Regions from separate parts of the Homo sapiens genome. Here all the other regions are linked to region 3. Evidence: chromatin loops called from intact Hi-C (ENCODE). Cell type or tissue: heart right ventricle. All regions are shown on one strand.

The links. Peaks named below come from ENCODE experiments on the same cell type or tissue, not always from the same donor. Only the 100,000 strongest peaks of a DNase experiment are listed, where the experiment ranks them.
Region 1: it touches region 3 in a loop (3-fold over the local background); 48 of 110 quality-filtered maps call a loop at or near these places.
Region 2: it touches region 3 in a loop (2.3-fold over the local background); 8 of 110 quality-filtered maps call a loop at or near these places.

The regions. Positions count from the first base shown.
Region 1 is chr6:135,505,370-135,507,869 of GRCh38, reverse strand. All of the region lies in intron 2 of AHI1-DT (AHI1 divergent transcript), which reads right to left. Among named protein-coding and RNA genes, the nearest start is that of AHI1-DT, 8.8 kb to the right of the region's middle. In heart right ventricle, a CTCF peak has its summit at 1,416 (motif pointing left); no DNase peak of the experiment used is centred here.
Region 2 is chr6:135,937,550-135,940,049 of GRCh38, reverse strand. The region is part of intron 1 of PDE7B (phosphodiesterase 7B); the gene reads right to left. Among named protein-coding and RNA genes, the nearest start is that of PDE7B, 87 kb to the right of the region's middle. In heart right ventricle, a CTCF peak has its summit at 1,219 (motif pointing right); DNase peaks (open chromatin) are centred at 508, 1,049 and 1,336; H3K4me3 peaks cover 980 bases; H3K27ac peaks cover 1,193 bases.
Region 3 is chr6:136,225,452-136,227,951 of GRCh38, reverse strand. No RefSeq gene overlaps it. Among named protein-coding and RNA genes, the nearest start is that of MTFR2, 24 kb to the left of the region's middle. In heart right ventricle, a CTCF peak has its summit at 1,528 (motif pointing right); a DNase peak (open chromatin) is centred at 1,541; H3K4me3 peaks cover 672 bases; H3K27ac peaks cover 1,152 bases.

The DNA.
Region 1 (2,500 bases), 720 kb after region 3:
GATTATACAGCCAGCAAGTGGTGCAAGTAGGACTTGAGTCTGTGCTCTTATCTATTATACTGCTGTGCCTCTTTCTATGACTTTATTGGGAAGAGATGGATAGGGACAGTAGAAGGCAATGCTAATGAGTTAAATCACTGCCCATCTCTCTCCACAATAGATTAAGACAATATTTAAAACTGATGAATCAAGAAATAGTAGTAAGAGATGGGTAATCATCAGAAGAAACAAAAACAGAAGCTATTTAAGCCAATTTGGTCTCAGGAACAGTACTGTGGCAAGGAATAGGTGAAGCAGGGATTTGGAATTTTTCCTTGTAAGCCCTTTATTTATCTATTTTTTTTTATTATTATTATTATTATTATTATTATTTTGAGACAGGGTCTTGCTCCGTCACCCAGGCTAGAGTACAGTGGCACAATCTTGGCTCACTGCAACCTCTGCCTCCTGGGTTCAAGCGATCCTCCCACCTCAGCCTCCCGAGTAGCTGGGATTACAGACGCACACCACCACGCCCAGCTAACTTTTTGTACTTTTGTAGAGACGGGGTTTCACCATGTTGGCCAGGCTGGTCTCGAACTCCTGGCCTCAAGTGATCCGCCCGCTTTAGCCTCCCAAAGTGCTGGGATTACAGGCATGAGCCACTGTGCCCAGCCCCCTCCTGTATTATTAACATGTACTTTAATAATTTATTCTAAACATTTTAAAAGAAAAAAAATTATAAATGATCTGAGTTAACAAGAGAAAAATGGAGCCATCCAGTTAAATTATACATTAAAGTTATGTCATTTTTTCTTTTTTACATTTTAAATACTAATTATACAATCAAATGTGATAAGAAGGAAATTCCTTTCTCATCTGTGACAGAGATATCTGACCTGAGTCCTTTAGAGAAGAAGACCTGGTAACTACCCACAACAGAGTTTGGGAGGCCCCTATTTTCACACTTGGTAAGAGATACGAAAGTGGTTTCCAATCTAGTAAAGAGATGCCATTTGAATAGTAAGATGAAAAGTTAAACATTAGCGGCCACAAAAGGTTTGAAACTCAAGACAGGAATGAGTGTCCAAAATGTGCTTTTTGTCCAACCAGAAGACCTCTTATCATAGATGAAAGATAAGCTCTCTGGAGGGTGGCCTTTAATGACAGGAAAGGGCTCTGAATTCTTGCATATTTTGCTAGACAGACTGGTGGTACCGGCACCATCCTGTATATTTATTAATCTAGAAACTCTATTTTCAAACCTGGTGTCAAATACATCTCATCAACTATTATAAGTTCAAACCAACAGATTAAACAGTAAAGTAAATAGTTCAGGATAGCAAACTGGTGCATGGTAAAACAGCAATAAGACCTTACACACCCTTAAAATGAGGTCTTTCAGGCACAGGTAACGATACACATTGATATGCTGCCATCTAGTGCTCATTGCTTTAGACAACTGAATTAATCATATGCTGAAATGGATTTTTAAATTATTACTATTTTTTAACTCTTCCCCTTAGTCTCTGCAGAAGTTACTGTTTTTCATGGGACCTTCTGAGACCTAAACCAAAACATTTTCCTAATAAAATGGTATTTATACACAGCCAGTAAATCTACAGACAGCTTTATACATAATGGAAAGCTCAGTGGGTTCTACCTAACCCATGTATACAGGTTGATCGAGTTTTCGTGGCATGCCACCCACAGAAAGGGTATAAGGAAGGTTTAATTACTTCAGTAAGTCATCTGCTAAATTTGAGTAACAATCACTATTACAAAGCCATTACTATTACTCATAAAATTCCTTTCAACATGTATTAACAGTTGAGAGAGAAGGAATTCCTCTTTTCCCAATATGTCACAAAGATACTCTGAAAAAAAAAAAAAAAACCTGAAAACCAGCTAGAAATGCTGACTAAATTGCATCATTGAATTCCTCGGGGGCCAAAGAGAAGAAAGAACTAAAACAAGAGTGGAAAGTAGGGGCTGAGGGCATTTTTACTAGAGGGGCACTTGCTGATGCCAGGAATGTAGTCTTAGAATGCAATGGCCTCCCAAAGCATAGGATTCAAGGCCTTGCTCAGTGTGAGAACTAAGATGTTTGCATAAAAGTGGAACCCTTAAAAGATTACAGCAGCAAAGATAAACAAGGAAGTTTGTTTGTAGGGGCTAAAGTTCAGGTAGAGAAAAAAAAAATCTTCCCTCAAAATTATAACCATATCCTCTGTTTCATAGGATTTGGGTTCGAACCTATAGTAATCTGATAGGTTGGATATGGGGTATAAGAAAAGGAGAAAGGTCAAAGGTTATGATAAAAGAAAAACTTTAACTGAATTAAATTTAAAGGAATTTAATTGAGCAGTGAATGATTTGCAAATCAGACAGCCTTCCCAGACAGAGTAGGCTCGGAGACTCCAGCGCAGCCATGTGCTGGAAGATTTATGGACAGAAAAAGGAGTGAGGCACAGAAAATGGAAGTGAGGTACAGAACCAGCTGGATTGGTTACAGCTTTGT
Region 2 (2,500 bases), 290 kb after region 3:
AAAAAAATCTTTATGGACTGGACTGGAGAGGCTTGGTTTGCTTTCGAAGAACCAGGATGCTTAATGAATTACTCTAGCATTGTATCAAATAATTACAATATAGCTATCTCTGTATTAGAGCTCTTAATTGGCTCCAGATGTCTCTCACCAGTGATACCGGCTGCCATCATTTTGCCCATTTGAGGTAGAAGTTACCCCAAAGAGGATACCAAGCTGAAGTGTTTCTTAGTCCTTTTTCTTGAATTATCTTATAGAATGGCTATGACCAAAAGAATCCCCCCAGCCACCCAGCTGAAACCTCAGTGAGGCTGATTTCTCCTACTGCTGAAGCCATTAGCACCCAGTGTTGAGAACACCCCAGCTCCCAGAAGATACATTTTCAGGGTCTCCTACGTGACAGTGGCCCAGGGCCACATCATTTTATGCAGAGTCCTGTCTACCATGTGGGTGGCATAGTCAGGCCTCAATCTCTACACACTGTGGCAGCCCTCAGCACTCCGGTGCCAGAGGACGGCAGATTTGGAACTGGGGCTGATTTCAGCTCGAGCTCATGTTTTCCTTTTTAAGCTTTTCCAGTGAAAGAGCAGATTTCTATCCCATTGCAGGCTGTTAAAACGTCAGAGACTAATAAGTTTTCAACAATCTGTCAGTGCAGATCTCCAGCAACAACCTGGCACTGCTTTCAAATCAGGGCCTCATCGTCCAGCCCAACCTCAGCCAGTCAAAATAAGAGACACACCAGCAAAAGAAAAAAAAGAAAAAAGATAATCACCTCGAGCTGAGCAGAAAATCTACACAAATCCATTGTTGCCAACAATCAACAGCAAATCTGTGGGCTACGTAACCTGAGGTGACCCTTCCAGAAGAGCCATCCCTTATAAACCTCTAATTAGGTATGGTTAGGAGTGACTTGAAAGATATTAATGCTATTGCTATTGGAAAATGAGCTTACCAGCTTTTAACAGCTTTGTTTTCTTCTTCAGTCAAAGAACAGAATGTTAGCTCAATGGCGTATGCTTTCTATTAGAGCAGTGCCAGCAGCAGCGGTCTCCAGAGAGTCTCTCAGCATTTTATTACATACCCCTATTTTTAAATGTTTAAAAACTACTTATTATGAACCAAAACTTGGAAAACCTGCTTTCAGCCCAAGAGTAATTTTTATTTTTATTTTTTTAGTTATTAAGCAAACTTCCAAAATGCAGAACTGTGTTTTCTGTCATTTTATCCCTAGACAGTAGAGGGCAATAGAAAGGCTATATGGCTAAGATCTCCTCGTATCCCTGCAGGGAGATCCTGAGGTCAGATGGCGTGGTGCAGGCTCAGAGTCATTGCGTCTTACGTTGCACTCTCCAAGTCATGCAGCATTGTCTCCATGGGTCGTGGTTAGTCCTGATTCCCATAGCACACATCGAAATGCACATTGAAGACAGCCTCTTTCATTGTGCAAAACGACTATAGCCTCTGCACAAGCTCCATTTTAGAAAAACCTGTACCTGTGAAGGCTTATGGCATGGAGTACAGTGCGATCTCTGGTGCACCCAGTTATAGGAACTGACTAGGCATCTCAGTTCAAGGTACTTTGGGAATAATTGTGGTATGTGCTCTGGGAATTTTCCTGTAGCAGACTCAAATACATATGCCACAAATCTTGATACACAGTTCAAAAATGTCAGAAGTTTGCAATGCTATTTCATCTTTTACTTATTGTCTCAGAATCCCAAGGGTTTACACCTAGCCACACTTTGTTTTCAAAAAGATAGCTGTGAAGGCAAACAACTAAAGCCAAACACATTTCACTTATATACAGTCATTTTTAAAAGGTGAAGTCCATAGACACTTTGTGTTGGAGAAAACAGGAGGCAATATAGAACAAAAAAGAAAAGAAAACAGATTGGTGGACATAATGGAAAGAACTGAGTATATCGGGGTTCAAATCCCAAACCTATTCCTCAACAGCTGTGTGATCTTAGTCAGAGTTGACTTTTCCTTTCAAAACTCATTGTAGAGTACAGGGAGTAACAATGCTCACTCCTCTACAGAAATGTAATATATGAGAAACCATCTTATATACCCTAAAACCATAATGGGGCCTGCTGTGTATCTGGTTTTGCGGAAGGAAGAAGGTAGAAGCAGAATAGGGTCATTTGGTGGTAGTGTGTACAAGATACAAAGCACAGTTCTACCATGTAAATCATGGGGTTTTATGAGGGGAAGATTTTGCTCCTCCCATGATGGAGAGCCCTGGTCCTTCAGAGGTTAGCCTGCAGGACCAGAGGTCTACAGAGCAGAGGTCATTGGGGCAGGATGGAGGCAGTGACTCTGTCTGATGTGCCCTTATCCTTGGCATTGAGGAAGCGGGAAGAACCAACCTAGATTTGGGAAAAAGGGGTCCCTTCTAGGTGATCAGCCAAACTGGCTACATCCTGATGGGTTGTGGAAAACTTTCTGAATAATGTATTCTGATTAAGTAGGGGAGAGAGAAACTAGTATTAAACAAGTC
Region 3 (2,500 bases):
AGGACATCTCTCTGGGCGTGTCCTCAGGATAATACTCAGGTGAGGGGGCAGCTGGGCTGTGATGCAATCTCAGCAGGGCCTCAGCAGAACCCCAGGGGCTCTGGAGTGGTCCCCCATCACTCTGGGAGTGCTGAGTCTCTACACTTTCTCGTTGACTAAGTACTGGGGGGCTTGACCTTGAACAAAGCAACCTTCTTGAGCTGAGGGCAGTTTTCAGAGAGGGTTGTCAGAGGACAACCTCTGTTGAGGACAGAACATGGTGGTGCATCACAGTCCACTACAGGGGACGCGGATTCTAAAATTGTGGCAGAGCCGGACATAATAGCTTTGCCTTAAGTTCCAGAGCCTGTCTTGCATTGCAGTTAGCTTGAGTAGTACAAATTGTCCGGAATTTCCAGTACCTACTGCCTTGTTATCCTTTGACCAGACTAGTTCTTATATTTACCTTGTGGGAAATGCTTGCTTTTAAAAAATTGATGGTGGGGTTGGGTAGGAAAGCCTTCCTGTCTCTAAAGATCTATTCCTGTCAGCTCCCGAAGTGTCTGTGCCTGTGGCCTTGCTCGTGGGTCATTCCACGGTGACTTCTGCAGCTGCATGGGGAAAACTAGGGCTGGGAAAACTATGGCTGGTTGATCACAGCTTTGCCCTTTCCTCTTCCTGGAAATTCCTGTGTTTACAAGGACTCAGAGCATGAAGCAGTGATCGCATCATGGAAATGCATCGGGAGAACTGAGTTATCACTTCTCTGGGCCTCAAACTCCTCAACTGTAAAATGAGGAGGCCAAACGGAATGTGCTCCAAAGTCCAATGTACAACACTAACATTCTATGATTTACTTCTTCCAGTGAAAAAAGACACAATCACAGCTCAGCTGGGTTGCAGTTTCAGTTTTCTGCACTCTGTGTCCAATTTGGACACAGTGGGGAAGTGGTCTGTAGGTCCCAGAGAACTTCTGTTCCACTGTATTTAAGAATAAGCTGTAATTGACCTTTTAGGTGATAAAGCTCTCACTTTGGTTTTTTGTTTTTTGTTTGTTTTTGAGAAGGAGTAGTAGTTCTGTTCCTAGTGCTTGCCATGGAGGTATATCAGCACTATGCAATGCAGGCTATTGTTATCTTCATTCTACAGATGAGGAGCTAGGCATAGAGAGAGACTATCTCCACCCCAGTAGATAACCCAGGTTCTCACAGCTGATTAAGTGGCAGAGCTGGAATTTTCATTTTTTATTTTTCCCCTGAACCTGAGCCATTCTTCTGCCTCAACCTTCCAAGAAGCTGGGACTACAGGTGCGTGCCACTGTGCTGGGCTTTAAGAGCTGGGATTTGAACCCAAGCAGATGGGTTTTCCAACCCATGTTTTAAGCTCCTAGTCAACAGTTCTCATCTTATACATTTGTTTATCTATTTATTTTAGATTTTGCTGTGTCCTAGAAAGAATTTAAGGCAGTTTACAAGGATATGTATAGCACGGCAAAATAATGGAACAGGAAACTGAAAGAGGAAAAAGCCGTCAGGCTGCAGTTCTCCATATTTACCACGAGAGGACAGTATAACACCGAGAGCGCCCAGGCTGGTGGCCCCCTGCTAACCTGTTACTACGTTCAGATGAAATTATAGAAATTACGGAAAAAGCGAGGTTAGATTTAGTATTAATTGCAAAAGTAGCTTACATTTAAGGACACTAAGGAATTATAATACAGCTATATCCTTGTCAGGCCTGAGATTATTCACGTCATCAGGCCGATTCAACTGTTTTCCCAGCAAATAACATATTTTGTGAAATTCAATGATGAAAGCCAGGGATAGTATTGCTTAATTGTTAAATTTCAACACTGCAGTGGGATTCTCACAGGTTCTTTAGGTTAAGTACAACTATCGATTTCACTGCTACAAAACAGCCCAAGGCTTATTTTGAAAGACATGATTATAGTTTCTGCTTTTATAACTGGTAAAGATTGGTAAATTAGAGTGGTGGAATGTTTATTAGGTATATCATAACTAATACATGCAAATAAGGGCTTCCAAAGATATTATATTCGTTTAAAAGATCGTTTAAAATACTCGTTAAAAGACAAATGCCAAGGCAAATTATGCCAGGATGGCGCTTTGCAGACCAGAAGGTGAGTACTGCTTCTCGAGCATGGGAGACCACATTTGAAGTGGGATGAAGTGGTGGTGGTGTCTGCTGGATCCCCAAGTGTCGTGGGGGGGGACCTGGTGAGAGGTAATTGAGTCATGGGGGTGGGGTTTTCCCGTGCTGTTCTTGTGACAGTGAGTAAGTCTCATGTGATCTGCTGGTTTTATAAAGGGCAGTTTCCCTGCACCTACTCTCTTGCCTGCCACCATATAAGACATGCCTTTGCTCCTCCTTTGGCTTCCACCATGATTGTGAGGCCTCCCCAGCCATGTGGAACTGTGAGTCCATTAAACCTCTTCTTTTTTAAAATTTAATCTAATTTTATTTATTTATTTATCTATTTTATTTTACTTTAAGTTCCGGG